2 separate regions of the Homo sapiens genome follow, and region 2 is linked to region 1. Evidence: read pairs that join two places in POLR2A ChIA-PET (ENCODE). Cell type or tissue: HCT116. All regions are shown on one strand.

What was found. ChIA-PET counts read pairs that join two places held together with the same protein. Peaks named below come from ENCODE experiments on the same cell type or tissue, not always from the same donor. Only the 100,000 strongest peaks of a DNase experiment are listed, where the experiment ranks them.
Region 2: POLR2A ChIA-PET joins it to region 1 with 10 read pairs; 5 of 35 experiments call an interaction of 5 or more read pairs at or near these places.

Annotation. Positions count from the first base shown.
Region 1 is chr11:110,369,674-110,372,173 of GRCh38, reverse strand. All of the region lies in intron 2 of LINC02732 (long intergenic non-protein coding RNA 2732), which reads right to left. LOC107984385 (a long non-coding RNA gene) reads left to right here. Exons shown (of 2, transcript XR_007062885.1): 2 at 5-390. Among named protein-coding and RNA genes, the nearest start is that of LINC02732, 16 kb to the right of the region's middle. In HCT116, no CTCF peak of the experiment used is centred here; no DNase peak of the experiment used is centred here.
Region 2 is chr11:110,250,572-110,253,071 of GRCh38, reverse strand. The region is part of intron 9 of RDX (radixin); the gene reads left to right. Among named protein-coding and RNA genes, the nearest start is that of RDX, 45 kb to the left of the region's middle. In HCT116, no CTCF peak of the experiment used is centred here; a DNase peak (open chromatin) is centred at 1,001; H3K4me3 peaks cover 633 bases; H3K27ac peaks cover 1,652 bases.

The DNA.
Region 1 (2,500 bases):
GTAGGCTAAATAATGGCTCCCAAAGATGTGTCTACATCCTAATCTCCAGAATCTGTGAATGTTACTTTATGTGGCAAGTACGTGGCAGATGTAATTAAGTCAAGGATCTTTGGATGGTTATCCTGAATTATCTGGGTGGGCCCTAAATACAATCACAAGTGTCCTTATAGGAGAGAGGCTGAAGGAGATTTGGTACCAACAGAAGAGGAGGAGGAAATTGTGATCATGCAGAAACTGGAGTGATGGAGTCACAAGCCAAGGAATGCCAGCAGCCACCAGAAGCCGAAAGAGGCCCTGCCAACACCTTGATTTAGGCCTAATGAAACTGAGTTTAGATTTCTGGACCCCAGAACTGTGAAAGAATAAATTTCTGTTGTGTTAAGCCCCTAATTTTGTGGTAATGTGTCACAGCAGCCCTTGGAACCTAATACACTCCCCAAGCCATCACAATGACGGTTAAGGGAAGTAAAACGATAAAATTCATAAAGATAAAGAGAATAACAGAAAAGGATTTCAATAAGTGTTTGGAAGATGGAAAAGGAAAGAATGAGAAGCAACTTACTTATCAGAGTAGAGAAAATTACCTGAGAGCCTGGAGAAAGGGAAGTGAATAAGACAGAGTCAGTTCTCCCCAGAGAAGCCAGACACAGGGTCATTGAGCACCAAGCAGGGGCAGGAGTGGGGTGCAGGGCTGGCACTGGGGATAGAGTGGAAACATTAACATGGACCTTGGATCCCTGGGCCCTGACTCCTCTGACACTGGTCTTCCTGAACTAGCTGCATCCCTTCTTGTCATGCCCTCCACTCCAGTCCCTGCCCTTGACCCCACCACCACCACCTCAGCTGACACACATCAGTTCAGCTCACACTCCTTCTGTTAGAAAGAACCAGTCACAAGGTTCTTCCTGAATGCAATGGGGCTGGGAAATGCTGAGCAGTGCCAGGCACAGGCTTCCTCTAAACCACTCTGCACCAAGGAAGAAGGACATTTTTTTGATGGTCTAATACCCGTCTCTGCCACACTCTCTAAGGCAATTAATTTTAAAATTTTAGAATACTGGAAATAAAGAAAAGATACTAAAAACTTCCAGAATGAAAAACCAGGTCACATATTGCCTTATGGATCAGCAATCTGACTGGCATCAGCCTTTTCAATAGCAATACAAAATGCCAGAAGACAACAGGGCAATGCCCTCAAAATTCTGAGAGAAAATATCTTGCTAATAAAACATCTATTACACCTAGCAAGCAGCCATCCCAAAGGCAGAAGGCTGTGAAAGAACAAAAGGGAGCTATCTAGGGAGAAAAACATAACTGTTAATTATTATTATAATAATAATATATTTTTAGAGACAAGGTCTCTGTCAACCCATGCTGAGGTGCAGTGGCACAATCATAGCCCACTGCTATGGGCTGGAACTCATGGGCTCAAGTGATCCCCCCACCTCAGCCTCCCAGGTAACTAGGACTAGAGGCACATACCACCACACCCAACTTATTTTTGCTTTTATTTTTTGTAGAGGGGTCTCCTTATGTTGCCCACGCTGCTCTAGAACTCCTGGCTTCATGCAGTCCTCTTGCCTTGGCCTCCCAATGTGCTGGGATTACAGGCATAAGCCACCATGCCCAACCTTTAATAATTATTTAATGTGTTTGGGAATTTGGAGGAAAAGGATTACCAAAAGTTTGCCAAATCTCCAGTATCCTTTGAACAGAAAAAAATAGTAATTGTATGTAGAAAACTAAGCAATTTGGCCAGTGATGAAGGGGATTAGCAATTACTAATGTCAGAAAAAGCAGAAGGTTATACAAGAAAGAAGATATGATGACAAGATCCTATTTGGTTCAGTGGTGAATAATATTTAATAGTGACAAAAATGTAAACACTGACTTTTGGCTTAACTAAGTTGTTTTTTTTTTTTTTTTTGAGATGGAGTCTCACTCTGTTGCCCAGGCTGGAGTGCAGTGGCACAATCTCGGCTCACTGCAACCTCCGCCTCCTGGGTTCAAGCAATTCTCCTGCCTCAGTCCCCTGGGTGGCTGGGACTACAGGTGCATGCCACCATGCCCAGCTAATTTTTGTATTTTTAGTAGAGACAGGGTTTCACCACGTTAGCCAGGATGGTCTTGATCTCCTGACCTCGTGATCCGCCCACCTCGGCCTCCCAAAGTGCTGGGATTACAGGCATGAGCCACTGCGCCTGGACAAGTAAGCAATTTATATAACTGTATTGGAAAAATGAAGAGAGGGAAATAGGAAGGGTTAGAGTTGGATAAGAAATCAAAGGCTTCAACAATTTCCTTCCTAGGATCATACTCTATACATATTTTTGACACATATGCAAAGATTTATGTACAAAGATTTATGTACAACAATTTATGTACAAAGATTTCCATCATTGAATAAGAAATAGCAAAAACAGAGATGACTTAAATATCTATGAATTGGAGACTCTAAAACAGATTATGTTTGAATGAAATACAGTTTTTGTGGGGTGTT
Region 2 (2,500 bases), 120 kb after region 1:
TTATTGATTTTTACCTATTTTGTCATATTAACTCAAATTATCTTCCTTAGAGAAGTTAACCACATAACAAAACATTTTTTATATGGGTTTGAAGCTTGTCAGTAATTACTAATCCCATCATTAAAGATACTGAGTTGGTGAGCTGAGGATGGTGGCATGTGCCTGTAGTCTCAGCTACTTGGGAGGCTGAGGCAGGAGGATTGCTTGAGTACAGGAGTTTGAAGACAATCAGGGCAACAGGCAACATGCAGTGTAGTAAAACCCTTTCTCTTAAAAATAAAAATAAAAAAAAGAGTAATGAGTTGGATTGTTACTTTGATGGGCTATGTCCTTTTTTATTGTGCTCATGTGCTGTAGCATTACATTGTGGTTCTAATCTTAAATGCTTTTTAAAAATACTCTTTATTGGGCTTTACTTTCTATACAGTACATTCTTATACACATAGCCTTGCATTTCCCTCTGTCAAAGGGAAGACTTCTTTTAGTTTCCACTTAATTTTTTTAAATCGTCTTAAAGATTTCACTGTCTCTTAAAGGTTTTCTAGCATGAGATAAATGAGGAATTATTTTATATACAGTTCCTGTATCTCATACTCATCACTCTATAGTATGCCTAACTGTTCTGCTCATTCATAATGTTGATATATTATTTACATTCTCAACTTACTATATTTATCTATATATCCTTTATTTCATGGCTTATAGAGAAATACTGTATTGCTTCTAGTACAGGTAGTATGTTTACTTAGTATCATTTGGTAATGGTGCTATATTTTAGTTACTCTAAGGCTTAGATGGAAGTGGAAGACTTAAGTTTCTTTTTTGGCACAATAATCCGTAGTTCTCCTGGATAAATGTTAGAGCTCTTCATTAGTAAGCATTTATTGACTGCTTTATACTCAGTTGGAATTCAGTAACTTTTATTCAGTTTGAATGCCTAGGAGATATATTATTCTAGTCACCTAGGAATTGGCAGTCTTTCAGAAATGGCATGCTGAGTCATTTATTCCCTGCTTTACAGGTCAGAGAGAGAGAAATGGCAGCTGTATGTGTGGAAACAATTTTGATTAAGCCCATTGGCAAAGTAGCCAGCAGATATACCTGGGAGAATGCCCAGAGGTATGCTGCCTGTGCTGCTAGACTCTCTTGGGCAAGAACAGTAGTTGGGAAAGAGTAGCAAAGAGACCTCTTTCCCTACAATACTTTGGTATATTTGGCTATATTTACTCCCTATAATTTTTATAACCTAGGGGTTTTTTGGCAATGAAAATGACCTTATACACTATGAGTGGTTATTCCATGTAGTTTTTGAAGCTCTTAAATTATTGGCATCCAAATTGAATTATGACTGATAATTTTTGCACGTTTTTGTATGGCTAAAATTGTTTCCACATGTGAAAACTGAAAGCCCCAAGTTTACAGTTTAGAGTTACATACCTATGTACCAATTGTAGGTTAGCTGTGGGAGATTCTGCACCAAGGCTGGCTAGTGTCATACAAAGAACACAGGCTTTGGAACTAGATAAATCTGGGCTTGACTCCTCTTCTAACACTCAATCGAACAGATAATTTTGAGCCTGTGTTTCCTTGCTCTTACTATGAAAATAATATTCTTACCTTCAAGCGTTTTTGTAAGAAATCATGACAGTGGTATACAGGCATTTAGCAAAGTACCCGGTACTTAATAAAAAATAGCCATTATAATAATTCCTAATATTATTATAAACTAAGTTGGATATGTTTTTAATATTCATGGAAGAAAAGTGTAATTAGACCCATTTGATCTTTAAAAAGTAAGATATTCTAAAGTAATTTTTTGCATATTAATACAAGGAATAATAGTTTATTAATGTGATTTATGTCCTTGAAATAGAACAACTGCATTGAAATGAGTGTTTTCAAACCCAAACTCCAAATAAAAATATCTGCATCTATTGTTACAGTAATCACAAAAGACTTCATGAGGAAAGTGGGACTGAAGCTTGAAGGTTAGAGAGAGCAAGAGATACGTTCAGAAGAAGAAGCCAACATAGATGAATATGTAGAGATAAAAATATGTGTGGTGTGCCTATGGGCCAGTGAGGTCCTCTAAAATGAACAGCATTTAGGGGAGCAGCAAGATCTGGTTTCATAAAGGAGACAAGACAGGCCTACAAAAACTAGATATCACTGAGTAATGTAAAGGGCTGAAGGCATTTGTATTATTTGAATGAAGTGTTGGCTGGAGATGGCTATTGTCAGGGTAGGATTCTTATAAAATGTGAGATACGAGCCTCACAGAGTACAGTAAACTACAACATGTTTTAAATATTATAATCAGTTTAAATATCTGCTGTATACTTATTCCATTTTTCAGTAGGAAGACCATTCCCCACCCCCTCCCAACTTGCATATGGCCAGATTATCTTGATTCTTTTTTTCTGCTTCCATATCTCCTTCACCTCCATCCCTGAAGAACAAATGAAACATCAATAGGGAAAAGCTAAATAAAACCAGCACA